Linked DNA regions of Homo sapiens: regions 2, 3 and 4 are each linked to region 1. Evidence: chromatin contacts called from ENCODE Hi-C or POLR2A ChIA-PET data. All regions are on one chromosome and are shown on one strand. Each heading gives the region's core, a stretch centred on a gene start or an enhancer-like site at or near the end of the contact. The rest is flanking DNA. Distances are from core to core; before and after follow the strand shown.

The links. A loop is a pair of places that touch in the nucleus more often than their neighbours do. ChIA-PET counts read pairs that join two places held with the same protein, here RNA polymerase II (POLR2A). Pooled maps may share reads with other maps.
Region 2: a loop to region 1 is called in a map with no recorded cell type, with 10 times the contacts of the local background. The contact joins the enhancer-like site here to the promoter of ARID5A in region 1. A Hi-C loop is called at or near these places in 2 of 37 single-sample maps with no recorded cell type and 2 of 50 pooled maps.
Region 3: a loop to region 1 is called in a map with no recorded cell type, with 7 times the contacts of the local background. The contact joins the enhancer-like site here to the promoter of ARID5A in region 1. A Hi-C loop is called at or near these places in 6 of 37 single-sample maps with no recorded cell type and 9 of 50 pooled maps. POLR2A ChIA-PET finds 5 or more read pairs at or near these places in 2 of 52 experiments (GM12878 and common myeloid progenitor, CD34-positive).
Region 4: a loop to region 1 is called in a map of naive thymus-derived CD4-positive, alpha-beta T cell, with 12 times the contacts of the local background. The contact joins the promoter of MAL here to the promoter of ARID5A in region 1. A Hi-C loop is called at or near these places in 1 of 168 maps with a recorded cell type or tissue (naive thymus-derived CD4-positive, alpha-beta T cell) and 1 of 50 pooled maps. POLR2A ChIA-PET finds 5 or more read pairs at or near these places in 1 of 52 experiments (activated T-cell).

The regions. Positions count from the first base shown.
Region 1 is chr2:96,532,870-96,539,093 of GRCh38, reverse strand. It overlaps ARID5A (AT-rich interaction domain 5A), which reads right to left and starts at 2,342. Exons shown (of 7, transcript NM_212481.3): 1 at 2,264-2,342. The coding sequence starts at 2,267. RefSeq lists enhancers at 21-566, 784-903 and silencers at 1,174-1,383, 2,064-2,423.
Region 2 is chr2:98,480,087-98,486,310 of GRCh38, reverse strand. The region is part of intron 1 of INPP4A (inositol polyphosphate-4-phosphatase type I A); the gene reads right to left. Among named protein-coding and RNA genes, the nearest start is that of INPP4A, 38 kb to the right of the region's middle. RefSeq lists an enhancer at 2,963-3,082. Within about 2 kb of position 2,975, at least 9 of the 41 ENCODE cell types and tissues checked have a DNase peak (open chromatin) inside an H3K27ac peak, as active enhancers do.
Region 3 is chr2:98,461,557-98,467,780 of GRCh38, reverse strand. All of the region lies in intron 1 of INPP4A (inositol polyphosphate-4-phosphatase type I A), which reads right to left. Among named protein-coding and RNA genes, the nearest start is that of INPP4A, 20 kb to the right of the region's middle. RefSeq lists enhancers at 1,363-1,927, 2,026-2,335, 2,346-2,485, 3,736-3,785, 3,972-4,487. Within about 2 kb of position 2,745, at least 25 of the 41 ENCODE cell types and tissues checked have a DNase peak (open chromatin) inside an H3K27ac peak, as active enhancers do; they include GM12878, where a contact is called at or near this core.
Region 4 is chr2:95,022,568-95,028,791 of GRCh38, reverse strand. It overlaps MAL (mal, T cell differentiation protein (MAL blood group)), which reads right to left and starts at 3,084. Exons shown (of 4, transcript NM_002371.4): 1 at 2,907-3,084. The coding sequence starts at 2,999. It overlaps MAL-AS1 (MAL antisense RNA 1), which reads left to right and starts at 1,763. Exons shown (of 8, transcript XR_007087136.1): 1 at 1,763-2,233; 2 at 2,359-2,452; 3 at 4,535-4,597; 4 at 5,449-5,575. RefSeq lists enhancers at 1,977-2,700, 6,207-6,224 and a silencer at 3,055-3,184.

The DNA.
Region 1 (6,224 bases), core at 1,093-3,592:
GCCTGCCTGTCCTGCTCCCTCCCCAAGGCACCTCGCTGCCCAGCAGGTGCTCCGGAAACATCAGCCTCCTGGGTGCAGGATGAGCGCAATGGACTTACAGACCCCTGTTGCCCAGAGAGGGGCAGTGACTAGTACAAGGCCACACAGCTCTCAAGTTTAAGGGTCTGCTGGAGGCACACACCCCTTTCCTTCTCTCCCTCCCCATCTTTCTGCTGCCCGCCCCACTCACCCTGGGTGTGATGGGAAGGAAGTGACACTTCCTTTCATGAAAAGTCACCGACTGGGAACACTGCGTCAATTACCACAATAATGGTAACAGCAGCCTCAATAACAACCAGCAGACGCCGCCCCGCCCCCTCGGCTGAGGTTGTTGGCTTAAGTTTCTCTAAGCTTGAGCTGGAGCAAAACAAAGACAGCCTTTGAAGCGGCGAAACGGCCGGTCCACTCGGCAGCCCGGGAGCGGCGGCCAGGCCGAGTCTACGCGAGCTTGCTCCAGCAGTTTGGGGAGGGGGGCCTGCCAAGTGTTGAGCTGGAGCCAGCAGTGAGAAGAAACGCGATGGGCCTGGGACCCCCACTCCCTAACAGGGCACAGGTGCAGCTCAAGCCACAGCCCAACCTCAGTACCTCAGCTTGGGGGAGGGCGAGAGAGACAGGGTCTGGGGGCAGCTGAGGCCACAAGAGCCACCAGAGGGTACAGAAAGGGAAGGAGGTGCGGGGGACACTGAATGTGAGGCTACCAACTTCCAAGCCCCATTCTCCCTGTCCCTCTTACCGGGCTCTGGGATGTCCTAAAAGCCCCAGTTCCAGGATGGGACTGTCCCTCCCCACGGAGTCTGGGCCACATTTGGTGGTGACGGACAGTGAGAGCTCCTCAGATGGTTTCGTGTGTTCCCATTTCACCTACGGGGCAGAGGCTCAGAGGTGCCAGTTGACGTCTCTCAACTGTAGAAGCAGATTATCGGAGGCCCTTTCTACCTCTGCCACACCAAGTTCTAGGCCCCAGGCGGGTCCCTAAGGCCTGGATTGGGCTCTGAGCTCTGCTGCGGGGTGAAGCCCTCGAGCCCCGACCTCCCACCCCTCCTGTGCTCTAGCGTTGCCTGTAGGCGCAGTGACGCCACCGTGCGTGTGGGCTCCCACCAGAGGAGCCCGGGTGGGGCAAGAGGCACCTGTTGTCCTCCCCTGGGGCCCGCGGAGCACTCCTTACTGGCCCAAGACTCTGCAAACAAAGGGACACTGGACCCGCAGCGCCTTGGGACCCCCTGGGCCCTCGGGGGTCCTGCACCGCGCAAGCCCCACCACGCCGGCGCTGGGCGGAGGGTGACGCGACCCCAGCCCGGGCGACCCCTAGACACCGCGGAGGGACGGAGCGCGGGCCCGGGTTGGCCCGCAGCTCCCGCCGAGCGCGAAGCCGGGCATCGCCTGCAAGCTCGTAGCCCACGCTCTTGCCCTCTTCCCCTGACGCTCCCCAGCCGCCACCCCGTCCCTTCTGCAGACCGAGGGAAGACAAGGGGACACACAAGGGACAGGAGAGGAGAGCAACCAGGGAAGCGACCCCTCTCCTGTGGGGCTGCGGCGGGTGGGCGGAGAGACAGGAGAGGAAAAGAGAAAAGGGAAGAGAAGGAAGGGGCAGGGGGCGAGAAGCCGGGCTCCCCGGACCATCGGCGCAGCCCGCGGCCGAAAGAGGAACAGTGGATCCTACAAAGCGCATTGAGCAAGTTCTTCACACCCGCGCAGCCCCTTTCAGGAAACGGCGGCCGCAGAGGAAAGGGCCGCGCGCTCTGGACCCGGAGTCTGTGCCCGGCGGCGCCGCGGTTCTGAAACCTGCGGGATGTCACGGGGCGGAGGGGCGGCTGCCGACAGCTGTCACAACAAATTAGCTGAGCCCAGCTCGAGGTGGAAACCGCAGCAGGAAGTGGGACGACAGAGCCGTACCGGGCTCGGCATATTTCAGGCAAGAGACGGCGAAAAGAGTTTCGAGATAAACGCCCGGGAAGCCCCTGGCCGCCAAAACTTTTTGTCTTTCCTTTTCTCGAAGCTCGCGCGGACGCCCAGCCTCACCCCTTCCGCGCCGGCCGGGGAGCGCTGAAGCCGCGGGCCGGGCTCGCTCCCCTTGGCCCGCGCCCCGAAACCCACCCCGGGCCCCTCTCCGCCCCACACAGCGCACCGACTGCCACGAGGGCTGGAGGGGACCCGGCGCCGGCACCTTGAACCTCCCTGCAGGGCCGCCGAGCCCCTGTCCGGGCCGCGCCGCAGAGCCGCTTACCCATGGCCCGGAGAGGTCCCGCGGCGCCCGCCCCGAGACCCTCAGCGCGCGGCTGTCCGGACCCCGCGCTCTCTGAGATACTGGCTCGCGGCGCGGCCCGCCGGCCACCTCCCCGCAGTCCCGCCCCGTCCCGCCCCTGCTCGCCCCACTCCGGGCTCCCATTGGTAAGCCCGGCTTCGTCGCGCGGAGAAGGCGGGGGGCGGGGACCGCCCTTGAGTCCGGGGACCTCTGGGAATTGTAGTGCGCGCCCCTCGCCTCTAGGCTTTCAGACTGGAGCCCCTGGAATAGGCTCCTCACCTAGAGGAGCGGAGGCAGGACCCTCAGTAATCATTGCTGCCTTGTGCCTCAGTTTCCCTGGAGGCAAAACTAGAGCCTTGGAAAAAGCCTCCTTGCTTTCAGCAGAGCACTGAGGACTCTGTGGAGCGAGCAAAGTGCTTCTGACTTTGATTTGAAAGTGGCCCTGTGCATTTCCCAGTCCCCACCTAGCCCAACAAAGAAGGCCAGGTGAGGCCGGGAGCGGCGGCTCACGCCTGGAATCCCTGCTTTGGGAGGCGGAGGCGGGAGGATCACTTGAGCCCAGAAGGTCGAGGCTGCAGTGTGTTTTGATCACACCACTGCACTCTATCCTGGATCCTGGGCAATAGACGGAGACCCTGCCTCAAAAAAAAAAAAAAAAAAAAAAAAAAAAAAAAAAAGGAGAGGTGGTTAGTGTGAGCTAGACAAGGACCAAACTAGTAAATCCTTGGCCTAGGCTCTGTGGCCAGGCCTGCCAGTAATAGTCAATGTCCACACACATAATGCAGACAGAGTGTGGCAGCTACAAGCTGAGTAGTCCAAAGAAGGGGCATGAGTTCAGGCTGTGGGAGGTGGGAATGAGGCCTAGGGCGAATGGAGGCAGGAGGAGGTGCCCAGCCAGCCATAGCAGCAACCTGGACCTGTGCAGGCCAAAGAGGAAGAAATGGAGGCTCAGGGTTTCAGTCTCAGCAGGTGGCTAGCTAGGATGGGAACCCTGTTCCTAGCACATAGAAGCTACACAAAAATCTTTGTTGATGAATTTTAATACTCATAATAGCTCTATGCACTTGACACCATCATTGTCCTCATTTTATAGCGTAAAACTGAGGTCTGAGAGATTAGCTCAAGTAGCACAGCTGGTAGGTGTTGGAGCCAGAGCTAGACCCAGGAAGAGGAGCCCTCATACCCAGGCATCCCCCCACCCGCTTTGCACCCATTACTAACCACTCATCATACTGGTGCCCCTCCTCACACTAAACGAAGGGACCAGGGCTGCAGTTTGGTGAACCTGAAACCCTGGCCCTTACCCTTTGGCCCTGGGATGGAAGATGTCTGCAGGCTCAGTCTAGAGCAGACGACCCTGTGGGCTCTGCAGGATAAATCCCCTGTCTACCTCATAATGGGTTGGCTTGTAAGAGCCAGCACCTGTAGAATTGGTAATAGACACCCAGAACAATCATAATGGTAATTATAACAATGCATCCCACTTTGGCAAGTTTACAAGCCACTTTCCCCTCCAGGAAAGCTAAGGCTGTGGTGGAAGACACTATGATGGGATGCCATCAGGAAGCACCTTTGTACATTCTGGAAGCATTGATTGGCAGGCACTATGCCCAAGGTTGGGGATGGAGCTCTGGATGCAGCCCCCGGGGTCACAATCTAGGCCAACCCCTCACTTGTGGGTTGGATACCCCTAATGACAAGGAACTCACTATCTTATAAGACAGCAGCTCATCCCACCAAGAGTTAGGGTTATTCTGCCATCCGGGCAGCTGGGCACATTCTGACAGACAAGGGCTGTTGTGCAAAGCCTCAGCAAGTCAACACCTGCCTGTGCCAGCCTGGGAACGATAGGATCTAAATTTAATTGCTTCCTGAGGCAACTGTTTGCAATAGAAAGTAATTTACAATGGCCAGTAAATCCTGCAGAAAACAGACATCTCCATTCATCTGGCTAAAAGCATAAACACTTCCATTGCTCAAGCCTCCATCTCACACACCTCCACTCCGGCCCAAAGCCACCCTCCTCTGCACCCTCCAACCACAGGATCCCAGGCCAGGACGCCTCTGTGCCTACAGAGGGGGTCAGCTAGCCCCTCAGTGTCCTGGTGTCTCTCTGTGTGTCTTAATAATAAGAAAAACAAACCATCACTTATAAATAAACACATTCGTCCTGTAAAAACATGCAAGTAAATCAGCCCTCTCTGATGCTACACCAAATCCAGTTCCCTCCCTGCCCCAGAGGTAAAGACCCATCAGATTGGGTGAAGTCTTCCAGAACTTTCCCTATGTGTATTTTCAAAACTATATATGTATCCATGGTATAGAAAAATAGATAGCTTTGTTTTATGTGTGTGTTTAAAGAAACGATACAATTCTCATTGCTCCATTCTGAAACTTGCTTTTTCGATCACCGCTAGATCTTACAGACTTTCCTTGTTGGAACACAGATCTGCTTCTTTGGGAACTGCTGGGCTGTGTGCCCAGCACAGTGTATTTAATCTCCTCTTGATAGCGTTTAATCTTTTTGCAATTACATGAATCCTGCTGAGAACATTATAGACCCCCTTAGAACAGTTCCAGGGCTAAGGAGCTCACAAAGTGTTCCCAGAGACTGAGCTAAAAGCTGCTTTCTAACTCCCACCTCCATGTCCTAGCACCTCTTGTTAGCCCATTTCTAGGAAGAAAATCTGGCCCTGGGGGTGGTTCTCATCCTGGAGCTCTCAGAGATATAGGGACCATTCAAGATCATCTGTCCACCTGGTCTCATTTTAGAAAGGAGGTCACCAGGCCAGAGAGGTTAAGCAAACTGTCCAAAGTCACACAGCAAAATCAGTGCTTTTGTTTCTTCTGGGACCTGCAAACCCATCCAGTGCCCTCAGGAAACAGAATGCACAGCCAGTCTTCTATCCTGGGAAGCTCAGTTCCCAGGCTCAGCAGTTGCCAAAGGCCCCTGGGGGTTTGTTTTCAAAGGAGAAATGAAGTGGGGAAGTATTTTTAACGCGGCCCCGCCCTGCTTGCCTAACTCCTCGTTCCCCGTGCTAGCTGTCCAGGAAAGGCCAGCTTCACAGCAGCATTTGCAACTCATGGAAAACAACAAATGCCCGAAATAGATGATACCCAAGCTCAGGAATGGAAAAAATTGGCTCATGGTTCAAATGCCTCTTTTAGAAAAAGACAAGAATAGCTTTTGGCCTTTGGGGAACTGCTGGGGGTGAAGGAGTGGGGAGGTGGTTGTGAGTCCCAGATCACCAAGGGCCAACTTCCTGCCTGAAAGAGCTTTGGCCACTGTACCCCAGGGCGCGTGTAAACCAGCTTCCCAAGCTTTGTCCACACTGGAAGCTGCATCTGCACCTGGCTCTAGGTTCCCTCCAACCTCCAGCCAATCTGGAAAGATTTCCTGTGTTGGGCCAGGGCTGGGCTGGTTTCCCCTCTCCACCCCACATCTCCCCAGTGTGTCCCAGCAGGGTAGAAACCCATGGTTCTGAACTTCCTGAGCCTGAAGGGTGGAAGCTGAATTCCCCTGGGGGAGGGGAACGGAGGGCAAGGAGAGAAAATTGGGGGTTTCATTCCCACTCAGACACAGCCCAGCTGTGTGGCCTTGGACACTTAACCTGTCAGGGCCTCAGGCCCCTCCCGTGGAAAGCAGGATAATGCTCCACTTATTCAGTCATCCACTCATCCAACATGTGTTGTGTGGTCCTACTATGTGCCAGCACTGAGCTAGACCTGGGATGTAGCCACAACCAGAAAGAAGTCCGTATCCTTGTGGAGCAGAAGATGTGGCCCTTGCCAACCTCACAGGCTACTAAGAATCAGTCCCCGCTCCAGCTACTCAGCCAAGGCCTTGTGCTGAAAGGGGTGAAAATGCCTTGGACCAGGGCGGACCCTAACACACACTGCACCATCTTGCATGGAGTATTTCTTTCAATGTCACTCTAGCCCT
Region 2 (6,224 bases), core at 1,726-4,225, 1.9 Mb before region 1:
AGAGAGTTCACAGCAGCTCTGCTGCTTCACACAGCATCACCAGCATATATCTGATTCTTACATTACAATATTTGTGCCTTCCATAGAAATGGGCCCAATTAATGAGTGAGACTCCAGGAAAGAGCATCAATTAGTCAACACAATTACAGTACCCCATGAAGTATCCAGAAAAAAAGCTAGAAATCCAACTTTCCATTATAGAGAGGAGAAACCTCCTCCCAGAGACCCAAGGAAGCAGTAGCCTGTGCCCTACTGTGTGGGACTCTGGCAAATCTCCCACTGAAGGTCCTGACTCAAAACTTTCAAGCAGGCCTGACTCTAGTTTAACCTTTTCATCTGGAGGCCCCCTCCCCTTATTTGAACAAGCAGTAAAGAAGAGTGTCTGGAAATCACAGCAACTCTTTCAATAAAACTTAATGTTTATGAAGAAAAATACTCAATTTAAGTGGTTAGCAACCAGCAATATTTTAGTACTTTAGACACGATATTTCAAATAGATGTCTATTTTCTCAGTCACAGATTCACCTCAAGAAAGTTTTGTATTATAAAAACAAAACTCTGTAACCATTCCAAGGGTGATGAATCAAAAAAGTTCCCACACATCTCATTTAAAAATCAAAATACTTTCAAATATTTAAATACCTACACCCTGAAATCAACAAAATAAAGGAACTCTCAGCTGGGTTCTCACCACCAGAAGAGTTGCATTAGTGTTCCCGAAGCGAGAGTGAGCCCTGAGTCTCGGAGGGACAACCAGACACCTGCGCCCAGCCCTAGGGGCTTTCAAGAAATCTGACTGTGGCCAACCTAGGGCAGTAAGCTGGATATGTTAAAAAGAAAGATGATTGCCATAGTTCTCTTACTGCAGGCTTGGAAAATATAGAGAGGGAAACCCCACCCCCCACAGATACCTTAACTAAAATCAGTTCTGACTTGGATATTCTACACAGATAAGATCAGCAAGTACACAAGATTTGGCATCCTGCCTTTTCACCTGAATCTTAGACTGTGAACATATTTCACGCTGCAACCAGACCGCATGATTATAACAGGTTTTTATTTCAGTCTAAAATGTTTCTTACAAAGAAGTAACATTTCTTCAGCTCTTCAGCAGCCACGGGCCTGCAAGCAGCAAGGACCCTGCATGATCAGGATGGTCTCCACTACCACAAAAGCTGAGGTCACACTCATTTAGATCCCAACCGCCCCGCCAAGCAGATGTGCGGAGCTGGAGTTTACTCAGCTACCAGGACACACACACACTCTGTTCGCTTCAAGAGGCCAGCCAAGTGAGAGAAAAGCCACTGATTGGAAGACTGAAGCCACTACTCTCGGTGGGATCTCAGACAAGGATGCTCACTGCAGCATTACCTGTACTATAAAGGATTTTATACCATAAATTGAAAGATTAAATAGCAGCCTACAAGCCTGTCAGGGAAATGGTAAATAATGGCTCCGTCATATGTGAATACCATATAGACATTTGAAATGGAAATCAGTTTTATGACAACTTGACAAGCGAAAAAGTCAGATTCTAAGTAAGATCTACCAATATAAAGACATAGAAGCACTCACGCGGAGTGGGAGAGAGGAAAAGAACACGTATAAAAATGTTAAGCACTGGGAGATGGACACATCATGCTTTTCTGGTTTTCTTCCTCTAGACTATGTTTTACTAAACCCTTTATAGTAAGTATGCAAAATTTTAATAACTGGGGAACTGTACCATCCTTAGGTTGTTTAGTGCCTCTCTGGGGCTGAATTCATCTCAGCTGGAAGGGCTCTCCTTCCACAGGCTGCCTCGAATCCCTCACACCCTCTCAGGGCCCTGTGCATGGCTTCCCACCCCAGTCACGTGACTGCATTCTGGACTTTGAGCTCATCAGGAAAGTAACTGGGGCTTGGTCTTCCCTGACTGCAGGATCATGGGAAACAAAGATACAGTGAGCCTGACAGGGAGGAGAGGGAACCAGAACAGGCCACACAGGAGGAACGGAGATGGGAGTTCATAAGGCTTGTGGGCAACTAGGGGGAGTGGGCAGCCTCGGGAATGACCATGGGAGAGGAAGCTGAAGGCTAGCGGCTCAGTAACAACAGACTCATCCCTGCAGACAGAGTCATCAGAAGGTGATGGGACCTCAGAGACCTCTGGGGCCAGGGGTAACATGGAGTGATGCAGGGGAGGGACAGGAGTGGAGGGGATGGTAGTCACCGGTCAAAGCGAAAGAGATTCCAAGCCCACCTCTGGAGAGAGACAGGACATGCAGAGAAAGGACCTCACTCCATTTAGAGGCCTCTGGCTCTTCTGGGAGAACCAGCCATCTTTCAGTTATGTGAAGAGATGGGGTGTGGGCAGGGGCATCTGCAAGGAGGGATGGGGGTGCAGGAGCTTCTTTATGCAAAGGTGGAGGCTCAGGCAAGAGGGTGGAGAGGAAGACCGGACTTCACTAGACTGACTACAGATGCAGTCCATCTGTTGGGTGCAGCCAATGTGCAACCTTGGCTAGCCACACAGAAGAGGGTCTCCCTCTCAACCATCCATGGGAGCAGAGTAGCCAACAGGAAGGTGGGGTAGGGACAGGAAGAGAAAGGACTGAGAGCTGGTCCACGCTGCTATGTTTAGGCAGGGCTCAGAAGTAATACTAATGATGAGGTGTTTTGAGGCATGGACCACAGGGACATTCAGTGTAGGATGAACCTGCCTGAAGGAAGCCAACTCTGCAACAAAGATGGACACAGACTAGCCTGCCCTTCCCACTGGCAGTGGCGACAGATCCCACATGCAGCAAGACATTAGAAAGACAAGACCGGGGGGGAACATGATCCATCAGGACTTGGCCCCACAGCAGCCCCACCTTGCACTTGACCATCTCTGCCCCGCCTGGGGCAGCCCTGCAGCCACAAGCCCAGTTTCAAGAAATACCTGTTTCTGACCACAAGCATCACAAGAGTGAAACTAAGCAATGCTTGCTTCCTGTCTCCTAGCACGAAAACTAGTAGGACTGACTGGGTCACAAAACACAAAGAATTCGATGAATGGAAAAAATGAAAAGCAAATTTGGGGTAATGGTAACCTAGAGAGAAGGTGGGAAGGCATATGTAGTTTCAAGTGTATTGGTCATGAAAATGTCTAAAGCTGAGTTGCGATTCACTGTATTGTTATTCCTATCATTTTTCACATAAAGGACTGCCTAATAAACATTTTATTATTATAGAGTACATGCCAAAATCATTATTAGCACAGGTTGAGTATCCCTTATCTGAAATACTTGACACCAGAAGTGGTTAGGGTTTGGAATTTTTTTAAGATTTTGAAATATTTGCATTATATACGTACAGATTCAGCACACCTAATCCAAAAATCTGAAATCCAAAATGCTCCAATAAGCATTTCCTCTGAAGGTCATGTCAGTGCTAAAAAAGTGTCAGGTTTGGAAGTACTTCAAATTTTGGATTTTCAGATCAGGGATGTTCAACCTCTATTATGCTTTCACTTATTTTCAAAAAAGCAATGTAAGTATAATTTTTTCAAGTGTAAGCTTAGATCAAAAGCTTTGCATTTCTCTTAAATGCAAGAGGACACATATATCTTTTTGCATCACATCCCAGGGTTGCTCAGAGGCTCATCCCTGGATGTCAACCACACTTGCCTACTGTCAGCACTGACTGGCTGGTCGCTGGCCTCCCTGTGACAGGCCCACTGGGGAGACACCTCCATTCTGGCAGGTGTGACAAGTGGAGGGGCCATTGCACAGAGGCCCACAGCTGCCCCTCTCTGCTTTCCAGGACAGCCAGTTGCACCTGCCTCTAGGTGCCCACCTTTCTGTTGGCTGCTTTCGTTTTTAATCCCACTCTTCTTCAGACTGCCCTCCTTGCAGGGCCCCATATTCTGAACCAGGTGCAACCAATCCTAACATCCCTTGAGGCCCTGCTCTGACTGGTGCCAATAAGCTAAACCACAGCTGGCCAAGATAGGAAAAGTGATTTAACCTGCTGTCCCTCTAGGATGGGATTTTACCCAGATCTCCAGAGTCTCAGCCCAATAATGTGGGAACCACAGGTGTAAAGGCAAAGAGGAAAAAAGCAGGATACAGAAAACATTTTACAGCAAGGTGGCCCAACAGGGTCCCTCACATCACCTGCTGTGCCACTTTAACGTGGCTTCTGCTTAAATTTCAAGTTTAAAAAATTATATTTATTTTAAAGACAGGATCTTACTCTGTCAACTAAACTGGTCTCAAACTCCTTGCCTCAAGTGATCCTCCCACTGCAGCTTCCCAAAAAACTGGGATTACAGGTGTGAGCCTAAACTTGGAGCTTTTAAAGTACACAGTGTTGAGTTGTTAAGCCAGGACAAGACATCAAACAATCCAACTCCAACATGGCAAACTCGTAATGAAGGGAGAAGGAGAGGCAAAGGTGCTGCTGAGAAAACCTTTCACTAGAGAACGGAAAGCCCAGCCAGAGGTGGTGCGTGGACAGGGAGCACCCTGAAGACCAGCAAGCTAGCTGACACTCAAGGCCAGCTGAGCATCACATTTACAGGCTGTCACAGCCTCCCTGTCTTCCTGGGATTCTGCAAAACACAATTCCACAGGGAGGACAAGCACTTAGAATTCTCCCCTGGTACAAAGCCTGCTTGCTCACATTGGATCACTTGGAAACATAATAAATCCTTCCTTCCCCATTAATCTGTTACTGAGGCTCAATGTGATATAATCATTTTATATAGAGAATTCTGTCACTGAATCTTTATATCTAAAACCACTTCAGATAGCTAAAACATATGCCAGCCTTAAGCCAAATGCAGCTCCCTAAAGAAACCAGCACCCCAAAGAGACCACAGGATTATCCAAGAGCCACAGGCAACCAGAATAAAACTGGAGGAGCGAGGGTTCTGGCTGCCAAGAGTGGTCGATTTATGCGTGCCAAGGGACCAAGCCCCCACTGGTATAGGAAATGTATGCCATTTCTTTCCCCCCAGGGAATTTTCAGAGGAAGACATCCTTGCTCCACACAGGATCACACCAGGTCCACATTCCTCCAAGTCTCCTGTTCACTTCCTGGCCTCTCTGTGGGGTGAGGGATTACAATGGGCAGCAGGTGGTGACACCCTCCACCTTGAGAGGGACGTGTCAGATGCAGGAAAAGTTCACAGTGCTCTGATTAAATTATGTTTTGTTAGGACACCCCCTCCCCAGTGTTGGCATTGAAAGGTAACTAGCAGAAGAACTTGAAGCACACCTGTGTAACTCAAGGTCAGTCCCCAGGTGCTGCTTTGCTCTCTTTGGGCCTCAGTTTCCTAAACTGCACACTGGTAATGCACAGCCTGCAGCCTGAGAAGCATGTGAGAATGGAGCACGTGCAGCACCACAACTCCTTCCTGGGGCTGGAAGGGTCCAGAGTGTGCGGCACCCTGCCCCCCACTCACCCTCCACAGGCCAGCACAGGGGGAGTTTGGCTGCGGAGACGGACACACGCGCCCTGGGGCTGCAGCTGGCAAGAAGACAGGCTAGTGGAAGATTCAGTGCTCTCCGGTCTGAGGCTGCCAGCAATGCAAGGGACTGGAGACGGGCACATTCTGCCTGGCAAGGGATGGGGGCCAGGAGTGAGGGACCATGTGTGCAAATGCACGGGAGCTAGCTGGCCACCTCAGTCATTTACTCCTTCAGTGCACAGAGGGTCACCAAGGCCTGGGGCCAAGTGAGAGGACAGACACCCATAGGAGAAAGAGCCCAGACTCAGCCCTTAATGCCCAGAATGTCAGTGCAGGGGAACCACAGTCAGTGATGATGTTCCTAACACAGGTAAAATGACGACAGTCCTTTCTACAGCAAAAAGCTGCTCTGTGTCGTAAGAGCATATGATAGGGCACCAGATAAAAATCTGGTAAGTCACTCCACCTCTCTCTGAGCATCCCTTCCCTCCTCTGCAAAATGGAAATGAATAATAATTACCTCATCAGGTAGCTGGGGATTAATAAACTGATCCTAGACAGACATCTGGCCCAATGCCCAGCATATGGTAAATGCTCAGTGAGCCAACCTCTCAGGGCTGAGTTCCCCACCCACCCAAGACAGTCAGAACCAGGAGCCCCTGGCAAGGCTCCACCCAATGCCCTACAGAAACAGAAAAAAAGCTTTAGTTTCAGCAGAGGCTGAGAAGGCAGGCCTCTGGGGCTGGCAGGGAGGGTGTCAGCCAGAGGCTCCGTGTCTAGCGGGCAG
Region 3 (6,224 bases), core at 1,496-3,995, 1.9 Mb before region 1:
TTTGTCCTTTTCTAATTTAAAATCAGAAAAACGTTATTATGGTGCAAGAAAATCAAGTGTGTGTTGTGTGTGCATATACAGACAAGAAAATCAAATGCAAGTGTATGTGTGGGATGTATATGCAAAAACTCTAACTTAAGGAAAAGAAGCTTCACATCAAGAACACAGAAGTTAAATCCATGGAGGCTGAGAAGATAATTTCCACTCAGTTCCAAGGGCAAAGGACACTGATGATGCTAGGTTCACTGGACCTGTTGTCCCCACATGTGGACGGTGTCGCTAACATTGCTGACAGCTTCACAGTCTTAACAGCAACATAATAGGGGAAAGGAGAAAGCGTTTAAACAGATGTAGAGACCAAGTTAACAGTGTGATGAATCATCAGCAGATGAGGGGGACGGAGGGGCAAGTGTGGCACAGGCACAAGAGGACAATGTTTGTCCCCTCCAAACTCCACACTGAAATTTAATCCCGAATGTCAGAAGTGGGGCCTAATGGGAAGTATTTGGGTCATGGGGGCAGATCCCTCATGTATACATTAATGCCCTCCCCCAACCACCCCCCGCTTTGAGGGTGCGTGAGTTCTCACTCCGTTGGTTCCCACAAGAGCTGGCTGTGAAAAGAGCCTGGGACACCACCACCACCACCCGCTCCCTTCCTTCCTCTCTCGCCATGTGAGCTCAGCACACGACAGCTCCCCTTCACCTTCCACCACGAGTAGAAGCAGCCTGAGGCCTCACCAGATGCAGATGTCCAGTCTTGAACCTTCCAGCCATCAGAATTGTGAGCCAAGTAAACCTCTTTTCTTTAAAAACTACCCAGCCTCAGGTATTCTTTTATAGCAGCACAAAACAGACTAAGAGAACATCCAAGAGGAAAAGAAAAAGGCCCTTTCCCGGCTACTCTAAGAAACTCGGCATTCAGAAGCCTGGTGTAGTTATTCAGGGACTGCCCAAAAAATACATAAGTGTGAGACAAGCATTCATAAAGAAAACGAGATGGAAATAAAACTCTGGGTCCCCACCAGAAAGAAGACAGATAGACATCATCACCTGTGAGTGCCCTCCTCTCTCTCCTGTGAGTTTGGCGATGGGTCTATCCCCTCCAAGGCCTACCTGGCATAACCATAAGTGAGGGTTTTATGCACAGAAAGACCTCTGAAACCTCTGCCACCAACCAGCTGGGTGACAACTTCTCTGAGCCGCAATTCTCTCACGGGTAAAATGGGATGACAGACACTTATCATTCAAGGTGTCCAGAGGATTAAATGAAGTGCTGCATGCTGAGGCACAGCACAGCAACGACGCTTAGTGAAATTCCAAAAATGCCGGTGACTCATTGTAATCTGTGATAGGGAATGTCTGTCACCCCCTTGAGCCAACAGGTGCTGGTGCACAGTGAGTGCTCTACAGGGTTAGCTTAAAAAACATAACAAGGCCGGGCACGGTGGCTCACGCCTGTAATCCCAGCACTTTGGAAGGCCAAGGCGGGCAGATTGCTTGAGGTCAAGAGTTCAAGACCAACCTGGCCAACATGGTGAAACCCCATCTCTATTAAAAATACAAAAATTAGCTGTGCATGGTGGCGTACGCCTGTAGTCCCAGCTACTCAAGAGGCTGAGGCAGGAGAATCGCTTGAATCCAGGAGACAGAGGTTGCAGTGAGCAGAGATCACGCCACTGCATTCCAGCCTGGGCAACAGAGTGAGACTCCATCTCAAAAAAACAAAAAAACAAAAAACAAAACAAAACAAAAAACGTAACAAGAAGGTCCCTTCCTAAGCTACTGGGGGGAGGGCTGGAGTGAGACTTGTGGCAGATGGAGCAGAGACTGAGCAAGGTGGGCAGGGCCAGCCTGGGCACACAGCCAGAGAGGAAGGGGGAGGGCGCTAGAGTGAGACCCAAGCCACCGTCTGCTCAAGTACTGCGCCGAAACCAGGGTGGAGCCGGGAGGAAAAACCACAGGCCCTCACAGGAACAGGGGCTCAGCCAGAGAGTTGAAAAACTCTTTTTTCAAACCCATGTAACAACATAGTAAAATGACAGGGGATTATCTGTTCACCAAGTGAGTGCCCAGCAACATGACAAAATGACCCCAGAGTCAGCTACCCCAGAGTCTGGGAGAGGAAAGGACCATGGCCACCCCTAGGCCTCCCCAAGCCTCAGCTTCCTCATTAAGCCCACTGTATGTGGGACAGTATGGTCCTCATCAGGCTGCTGTGAGGTATGGCAGGTCAAATAATGCCCCCTGCAAAAGAGGTTCACGTTCAAATCCTTGGAACCTATTAATGTTACCTTATACAGCAAAGGATTTGCAGACTCAATTAAGTTTCGAATCTTGAGATGAGATTATCCTAGATTACACTGGTAGGCCCCAAATGCCATCACAAATGTCCTTATATGAAGGCAGGAGATTTCGGAGAGAAGAGAGGGCCGTGTGACAGAAGCAGAGAGAAGCGGAGTCACGGAGAGAAGATGTTACCCTGCTGGTGTGAAGATGAGGAAGGGGCCGGCAGCCGAGGCAAGCCAGCAGCCACAGAATGGATTCCGCCCTAAGCTACTGGAGGGAACATGGCCTTGCCCACAGCTTGATTCAGCCCAGTGATTCTGGAGGCCAGAACAGTGAGAGAATAAGTTCCTTTCGCTTTAAGCCACCGAGTTTGTTACAGCAACCACAGGAAGCTAATACAAGGGATTAAAAGGGAAGTGGATACAAAGCAATCAGCACGCTATCTGGCACGTGGTAGGAACTCGAGAATCCCCATTAGTGAAGGACAGTTCCTGACATCCTCCCTGGGCCACCAACCCATCCTCAAAAGCTGTGTGAAAACCTACAACCTTGTACTGCAATAACGAGCTCTGTACTCTGCTCACAAAAGCTCCTTCGTGTGTATCGTCTCAGTTGATTCTGTCCTAAAAAGGAGTTTCCAAGGTTGTCCAAGGACTCTCGGCTTGTCACATATAAATACAACACTGCCACAGGCCTTGTCTTCAACATTCAGTTCAATTAGTTAAAATATTTCACAGGATGGCCTCTGCTGATATCTCATGGAGCAGACCCTCCTGATCTCAGGCATCATGAGCTGTGATCAGGGCCATCTTACCTTGCAGAAACACAGCACAAGTACTTCTCTCAGCCACAGGCCTTGCAACTGTCAACAGAGAAGCTGGTGCCGAGTTCTGACATGGGAACTGAGAACTCTGCCCCTGTCAGGGCAGACATGGCAGAAGAAGAGGCTGGGCAGGCAAAAAAAGACACTGGCTAGCACTTGACCTTCCAAACTGCTTTTCAGCTTGACTCATGCAAAGAGGTTTATCTCTCCCCTAAACCCCCTGCTTTTTGTTTCTTCAGCCCTTGCTCTGTGCACCCCCACTCTCGATTTTCCTCTTTGAGGAGCGAGTCCCAAGTGTCGAAACCCACCATGTGCAATAATTCCACTTCCTCCGTCGTGCTCGGCCTCCATCATGCAGACCCTGGGGCCTCAGCTTCCCCTGGGTTGCTGCGAGGATGTGGCCCCATGAATCTGACGGCTCTCCTGCCCTCCCCTCTGCCCCATTTTGTTCGAGACTCAGGGCTGTGCTGTCCCAACCTTCCCCAGCCTGTGCAAGATTTGAAGACTGTCCCCTTCATCAAGCCACAGCAGCCCTCAGCCACAAAGAGCTCAGGGTGGAGCCTCAAAACCTCAAGAGTATCTTAAAGAAAAAATGAAGAAAAAGAAGAAGCCTATTCACTTCCTAAAAACAGCCATCTGCAGGCCCTCTGAGATATCTTTTTTGCACCCATTCTTCTACAAGCTTCTGCCAGCGCCAGGTTCACTGGGTGGAGACCGTGTACCCTAAGCCAACTGACTACTGACCACTATCAGGCAGGAGACAAGGGCTGTGCACGGAGCGAGCAGAGACTGGAGGAAAAGCTGCCTCAGCATTCCTCAGCCCCTGGCACCGCATGCAGCAGACCCTAGGGCTAACAGCTCACACCTACCAGACCTTCACTTGACCATGGACGCTCATGGCTCTGGTCTGCCCTAAATCCCGCACAGGGGCTTGTAAGCAGTCTCGCAGGCACATGCCTGTGAGCCCTCCGCAGGTGGCTACTACTTCCTGCTCTCCTACAGACAGACCCCAGGGCCAGCTCCACAAGTCAATTCCTTTGTGCCTGAAAACTACCTGCTGCGTGAGTGAATGAGAAGGGGCAGGTGTGCTCCCAGTTGGTAACTTTGCATCACCTCGCCTGTGATGAATGACCATGCCATATCACAGATTCAGAAACTGAAGACCACCAACCAACATGACTCCAAAATGTACGTGCAACGTGCTGCCCAGGCCGTTGCCTTCCCTCTGAGATGTAGAGCACCTTGGTTGGAACAGCTGAAATGCTGGGAGGGCATGGCCAGAACCAGCCTCAGCGAGACACCATCACAGCTGAAATGTAGACTTCCACACAAGCACTGTGTGTTCCTGGGCCTGGCTGTCATTAAGGTCCCTGCAGAACCATCTGCCCTTGCACCTGCAGCTTGAGTTGGCCGCTTGATAGGCCAGGCAGAGGAAAGCCCAACAGAGCCAATGTACCTGAAACTGGGGTCAAAAGCAGCTTTGACAAGCCTCACTCAGGATGCTACAGGTTAGTTTAAAATGTCTGTGGGCTGGGCGCGGTGGCTCACGTCTGTAATCCCAGCACTTTCGGAGGCCGAGGCGGGCAGATCATCTGAGGTCAGGAGTTCAAGACCAGCCTGGCCGACATGGTGAAACCCCGTTTCTACTAAAAATACAAAAATTAGCCGGATGTGATGGCACACACCTGTAATCCCAGCCACTTGGGAGGCTGAGGCAGGAGAATGGCTTGAACCCGGGAGGTGGAGGTTGCAGTGAGCCAAGATTGCAACAGAGCACGATTCTGTCTTGAATAAAAATTTTAAAAAATTAAAAATTAAAAATAAATAAAAAATAAAATGTCTGTGTGTTGGCTGGACATGGTGGATCACACCAGTAATCCCAGCACTTTGAAAAGCTGAGGCAGGTGGATTGCTTGAGCCCAGGAGTTCAATACCAGCCTAGGCAACATAGCCAAACCCACAAAAAAAAATTAAAAATTAGCCAGGCATGGTGGCATACACCTGTAGTCCCAGCTACTCAGGAGGCTAAAGTGGGAAGATCACTTGAGCCTGGAAGGCAGAGGCTGCAGTGAGCCATGATCCTGCCACTACACTCCAGTCTGGTTGACAGAGTGACACCCTGTCTCAAAAAAAAAACAATAATAATTAAAAAAATAAAAGGTCTGTGTGTAACTAGAAGGTAATATTTTATTTTATTTTTATCTATTTATTTATTTATTTTTGAGACAGAGTCTCCATCTGTTGCCCAGGCTAAAGTGCAGTGGCACGATCTCGGCTCACTGCAACCTCTGCCTCCCGGGTTCAAGCGATTCTCCTATCTCAGACTCCTGAGTAGCTAGGACTACAGGCGCCTGCCACCACGCCCAGCTAATTTTTTGTATTTTTAGTAGAGATGGGGTTTCACTGTGTTAGCCAGGATGGTCTCGATGTCCTGACCTCATGATCCGCCCACCTTGGCCTTCCAAAGTGCTGGGATCATAGGCGTGAGCCACCACGCCTGGCCACTAGAAGGTAATATTTTAGAGACATGTGCCTTACAAATAGTATCTAACCATTAACTGCCCATTTCCCAAAGAAAACCCTACAGGCCAGGTCATAATTGAAATAAACGGGCAGAAGCTTAAACACGTCGTCTAACCCCACCCTCTTTTTCCAGCTAGAATGATGCTCAATCCAGCCAGAGCCTAGGCCCAGACCTCAGAGCAAGGGGGGTGCAGCTTCCTTCACAAAACTAACGTATTAGTGTGAAGCACAGGCTGGAAAGAAGCTAACAGGCATCCAGAGAGCACTGGTTGAAGAATCTGCAGCACAGCCTGGCAGCAGGCCAGCATGCAGCTGGACAATGGAACACAAAACTCCTTGTGGGCCAGTGAAACCGTCAGAAGAGGCACACAGCGAGCACGCAGCATGGCACCAGGGATGTGGAAAACTGTCTCATGTCTGCACATGCAGGCCTGCTGGCATATACACAGCATAACTTCAGAAAAAAACCCAACAAGCACATGGCATTGGTGTCTTAAGGGAGGGGACATGGATGGCTAGAGGATAGGGTAGGAAACAGGCTTTACCACATATCCTGCTATATTTTACAATTTTTAAGCCATGAAAATGTT
Region 4 (6,224 bases), core at 1,835-4,334, 1.5 Mb after region 1:
GTCTTTTGCTTAGCATAGAGTTTTCAAGGTTTATCAACTTTGTAGCACGTATCAGTACTTCATTCCTTTCTATGGTCAGGTAGTATCCATTGTTTGGATATGTCGCACTTTGTTATTCAGTTCATTGCTGATGGCCACTGGGCTGTGTGTTATTGTGAAGACTGCTGCTATGAACATGCATGTGCCAATACTAAAGTCCCTGCTTGGAATCCTTTGGTTATATACCCAGGAGTGGAATTGCTGGGTCAGAGGGTAATTTTTTGAGGGAACACCAAACTGTTTTCCACAGTGGCTGAACCATTTCACATTCCCGCCAGTGGCATACCAAGGGTTCCAATTTCTCCACATCCAATACTTGATGTTTTCCGTTTTTTGGATAGTAGCCATCCTAATGGGTGTGAAGTGGTATCTCATTGTGATTTCTTTCTTTCTATTTATTTAATTTATTTACTTATTAATTTATTTTTTTGAGACCGAGTCTCACTCTGTTGCCCAGGCTGGAGTGCAGCGGCATGATCTCGGCTTACTGCAACCTCTGCCTCCCAGGTTCAAGCGATGCTCATGCCTTAGCCTGCTGAGTAGCTGGGACTACAGGCATGAGCCACCCAAGCCGGGTTTTTTTTTTTTTTTTTTTTTTTTGTATTTTTAGTAGAGATGGGGTTTCACCATGTTGGTCAGTCTGGTCTCGAACTCCTGACCTCAGGTGATCCACCCACCTCAGCCTCCCAAAGTGCTGGGATTACAGGCGTGAGTCACCGCAACTGGCCTCATTGTGGTTTCAATTTAGTTTTCCTAATGCCTGATGATGTTAAGCATCTTTTTATGTGCATATTGGCCATTTGTGTATCTTCTTTGTAGAAACCTCTGTTCAAGTCCATTGTCCATTTTCTAATTGGGTTGTCTTTTTGTTGTCGAGTTGTAATATTCCATAATTAAAAAAACCTCTCGAGTAGCTGGGAGGCTGAGGCAGGAGAATGGCGTGAACCCGGGAGGCGGAGCCTGCAGTGAGCCAAGATCGCGCCACTGCACTCCAGCCTGGGCGACAGAGCGAGACTCCGTCTCAAAAGCAAAAACAAAAACAAAAACAAAAACTCTCCCGGGGTGGCCAGCGCCTTCTCAGGCCCTTTAATTCTCCACTCCTTCCACACATCAAATATATACAGCTTCGTATTTACAGTCCATGCAGAGGAGAACTGAGAGGCTTGGGGTCAGCTTTCTCCTCTTCTCTCCCAGGCACCTGCGAGCCCACCCCTAATCTAGAGCATGTGGAAGATGCCTGGAGATGACTATGCATTGCGGGTCTCCTGGGAAGTGAGGAAGGGAGGTGGGGAACAGGGGTGAGGTGGAGAAGTGACTTTCTAAGTCAGCTGAGAGAAGCGTTCTGGGCGAGGGGGAGTTGTTTCTTCTGGAAGCCCCGCTACCGGCAGGCCACAAAGCCACGCTGGAAGAGCAAGCTGCCAGTAGTAGATGGTTCCAAGGTTTCCCACGCCCCTGTAATTTCTGCAGCATTGGCGGGTTGGGTGGGAGTCTCCGGTCACCTTTCCCGCAGATCAGATCGCCCCGTCTAACTGGACTGTTCCTACTCTCAGGGGCACTCCTTCTTGTATGCTGAACTTCTAAAAGGAGGCCAGCGGGGGGCTGGCTCTCTGTAAACGGTGGGGCTGCGTTCATTGGCGTCCAGGGTTTCTTCTAAATGTAACTGCTTTGATTCCGCCTATCCCTAGGATTTCAAGTCACCGGTTCCACCCAGGTTTGGGTTCGACTGGACTTTCACCCTAAGTTCAATGGTAGCCCTGCTCCCAGGCCGCCGCAGCCCTCTTAGCCTCTGCCCGCAAGCCCTCTTTGGATGAACTGACCTGCTCCCTTTGGTATTCACACCCTCCCCCTCCAATCAGGCAATAACAACCTGGGGTCCAATTTTTAAACAGCCAGGCTCCGACATTTTCTTTCCCGCCCAACTCTCCACGCTGACACTTCTGAGGGTGGGGTGCCGGAAAAGGTGTCCCTCAGGCGGTGACGGACCGCACCCACAGGACATACAGGGCACACCCCTCCCAGGTGAAGGCCAGCGGCCCCCGGGGAGTTGAGGCTGAGGGAGGTCACTTCGGCTTCGCGACACCGTGAGCGCTTATCAGGAGTTCTCAGTAGGAAGCGCTTTCCTGCAGCCTCAGGCAGAGACCGTGCGTGCAAGGCGGGACCGACCGCAGGTGCAGAGGCCCCGGGCCTGCCCAAGGTCAGTCGAGGCGCGCGGATCGCTCTCGCCGCCACCCCCCACCCCCCACCCCCCATCTCCTCCACCCCCACCCCGCACACGGGGCAGAAGGACTGCGGCCAAGCAAACGATGGCCTCATTTCCAGATCGAATTGGTCGCAAATACGTTCCCTCGCCAGAAACTTTAAAAGGCCAGAAGAAAATAAACCGGATTCAGCTCCCTCTCATCTCCAAATCTCGGTTGGTAATACTAATGTTTCTCTTGCTGATTTTTTTTTCTTTTTTAACGAAACCTTCTCCCTTGTAAAAGCTGCGCACTTCTACCCAACCGCGCAAAGCGCGGCGGGAGCTTCGGTGGCGCTGCGCGCGTCAAGTGGGCCCCGCGCGCAGCTTTGGGACCAGCGAACCAAGAGCCGTCCCCCCCTGCCCCGCTGCCTACATCTGACCCCAGTTGGGAACCCAGTTTTTCCTCCATAGTCCTGTAGACTGTTCCCCTCATTCTGTTGGTCTAGAAGGGCACAAAGGACCGGAGGTGGGAGGGGACTTCCCTGGCTTAGTCCCCGCCCTGCGCCTGCTGCCCCGATGCTCCCAGAACCTGCGCAGCTAGCGGATCCCGTCCGACAGCTGTGCTGGGCGCCCGAGAGAGCGCACGGCTCAGCCCACCCCGTCCCTTCCCCGGCCAGGAGCCACTCACAAACTCAAAGATGAAGAGCAAGTCGGGCAAGGTGGTGAAGACCGAGAAGCCACTGGGCAGGGTGCTGCCCCCCGTCGCCGCTGCGGGGGCCATGACGGCGTGCTGGCGTCGGCCTTGGGACGGGACGAGCGCCGCTCAGACTCCGCGCAGACCTCTCGCTGGCTCCGCGGAGCCCAGTGGCCTGGGCGCCCCCGCGCGCGGGTTAAGAGCAGGGGAGCCCGGGGCAGAAGAGGGAGGAGCCCCGGCCGCCGCCCAACCCCGCCCCCCGCCCCACGCCCCGGGAGACCCGGCCCGAGCGCCGCGGGCACCGCCCTGAACCTCTTCGAGGCCCCGCTGCGGGCGTCCAGAGCTGGGGACTGTGGGTCTGACTCCTGCGTTCCAGCCGTGGGTGCCACCTCTTGCGGGAAGCAGGGCAAAACCACTTTGGTCAGGCGCTCCTCGTGCCTTTCTCCCTTCGTAGGTGACCAGCATCTCGTAAGAATGATAACCATCAGTAACCGGGACCCCAAACCTTCTCATCAAGGCACCTCTCGGGTCACCATTACTTTAACTTTGAATTTGGGTCTCCTTCATTTTTCCGCTGGATGCGTTAATGTGCGCGACCCACAGCTCCAGGCGGCGGTTTCCTGGCGGAACTGGACCACCGCCACAGGCTGGGGGTCTGCAGTGGGGGATGGGACCGGCCGCGGCCGCCGGCCCCTTCCGCGTCCACTGAGCCGGCGCTGGTTCGGCGCTGGGATCCTGCACCGGGCCTCTCTGCTTGGTGCTGCGCGTCTGCCTGAGAGTAGGAGGTTGCTCCCAGCTGTGCCGGCCCCAGCAGAAGGCTGCTGGTGGTGGTGCTGGGGCAGGTCGGCCTTGAATCCATGCGACAGGAAGGGACGTTACCAGAAGAGATTCATCGCTTTCTCTTGGTCTGGGCAGCCCGGGCCTTTTGAGGGTGGGACCGCTGCTACCCCCACCCCCAGGTTCTTTGCCTGCCTGTTGACTGCCGGTGTTTCATGTTTTGTTTCTCTGTTTCACTATTTTTTATTTTTTGCCTTAAAAAAAAAAGTATTACCATGCAGCAGTTGCCCATTTATTTTAATTTACTATTAATAGTGTGATTGCTGTGTTTCCTCCTACAAACACTGAAGCCTGAAATCCGCCCGAGTCCGGATTCTCGCCTGCCAAAAGGGAATTGGCCCCGCAACCTCCAGCTTAGACTCCCAACTCTTCTTTCTTTCCATTGGCAGCTGCTGCAGGCAGGACAAGGGGCTCCCCTTCTCTCCAGTGGGGCCTTCACCTCTCCCTGCTGCACAATTCTTCCTCCTTCCCAGTCCCTAGGGAGAGAAGTATATTCGTGGACGCATTTTCCAAAGCAAAAGTAGCACGCCCATCAGCTGGCCATTCTAAGTGCCTCTGGAAAGGGGCCAGGCATTTGAAATGAGAAAACCCCACTGTGCCTCTGTGAGCTGCCAGCCCGGACGGCTGCAACCAAGGTGCCATTGTGTCGGGTCCCCAGGGCAGCATCTCTCTGGACACAATGGGCTGTGGGACTTTAGGAGCCCAGGTCCTCATCCACCTTGGGCATCTCATAGCTCGTTAGTTGGACCTGCTGGCCTCTGAGAGGACATCTTCTTCCTCCCCAGGAGACCGTCCTGGGAACAAGCCTTAAAGCAAGGTGGCCACAGGAAGCCGCAGCCTGAAGAGAGGTGAGATGACCCTCAGGCAGTCCAGCGAAAGCTGCTTGGAGATTTCCTATCAGCACATACTAATTAAGAACAAGAAGATCCTATCAACTCCTAATAATGTCCTTACCTGGCCTGGAGGGCTTTTGTTTGTGGTTTGGTTTGGTGATTTCCTACTTATTTCAAGCCTTTGTTGCTAACTCATTCCTACTTGGGCCTGAGCCTTTGGGGAAAGCTCGCTCCCAGGGGCAACTCAGTGGAGCTCAGCAGTCCCAGCCCTCCTTTGATAAGGCAGAGGGGCAGCAATCTCTGAAAGAGGCTTCAGAGGATGAGGAAGGCAGCCCGGCCAGGGTCAAGGGGGTTTGTCCCTATCTCTGTGACCCCCTCCTCCCACCTGGAGTTCTCCGCTCGACGTTCATCTTCCTGACCAGACTCTACCCTCGGCAGGGCATCCTCCAGCCACCCCCATCTGCCCCTCTCCTTCCCCACCCTAGCATATGCTCAGCACCCAAGCAGAGCCCAGCCTCTGGTGAGTGCTCATTAAACCTTAGCCAATGGTGGATGACTCCAGCTTTGTCTGTGCTTGACCACCAGAGGAGGACATGGAAGTGCCCTGTTTGGATGTAAGAAGCACTGGTGAGGAGTGAGGCACTGGTAATAGAGAGACATTGGTAAATAGAGAGGCATTGGTGAGAGAGAGGCGTTGGTGAGACAGAGAGAGGCACTGGTGAGAGAGAGGCACTGGTGTGTGAGAGAGAGAGAGAGAGGCGTTGGTGAGAGGAGGCATTTGTAAAACAGAGGCATTGGTGAGAGAGAGAGACATTGGTAAGAGAGAGGCATTGGTAAGTAAAGATGGGCCTGTCTTCATTCCCCAGCACAGCTTCTGCAGGTGCTCTGGGCCACCTGCTGGTGAATGAGGTGGTTGATACTTATCAGAAGCCCAGGACCATATTTTGGTTTCCAGCAGGATATGAAAAAATAATTTCAGCCAATAATAACTCAGTGAGTATCCTTGGTCTTCCCAGTGGGTGTGAATAAGAGGGTGGGTCTGGGGCTTCTGTCAAATATTAATAACGTGGCCTTGGGTGGGTTTCCACAAAGTAGGAATTGGAAAGTTGCCATTGCAGAGCCAGCCTGGGGAAGGAAGAGGTTACCACCTCCAGTTTGTGTGTGTTCAGGGGGAGGGAGGAGATTGTGGGGAGAGGGACGTGTTCAGGGAAAGATTAATGGGCAGGAGTTGCCCATCCGTAACAGTAGGTGCATTGGTTTTTGAGGTAGGTAAGATGACTCCCATTTTACTGATGAGCTAACAGAGGCTCAGAAGTGTTAAGTAGCTGCCCAAGGGCACAGAGTTGCTGAGCACCTTGAACCTGAGTGACGCTGCACCTCTAAAGCTCCGAGCCCTCGATGAAAACCCTGCTCAAGATGGGCAATTGCCAGTCAAATGCCAGCTCCATGCAGACATCGGCAGCCTCCCAAATCCAGTCTTCATGGTCATCTCAGGTGTGGCCCCAGGCACCTGCCCTGGTGGACAGGGCTTGGGACCTTCACCTCTGGGAACACAAGGAAGTGGGGGTCATCATCCCCATTTATGGATGGCGAGGCCGGGTGCCGACATGAGTTCAGAGAGCTACCCTGAACGCGCACTTCC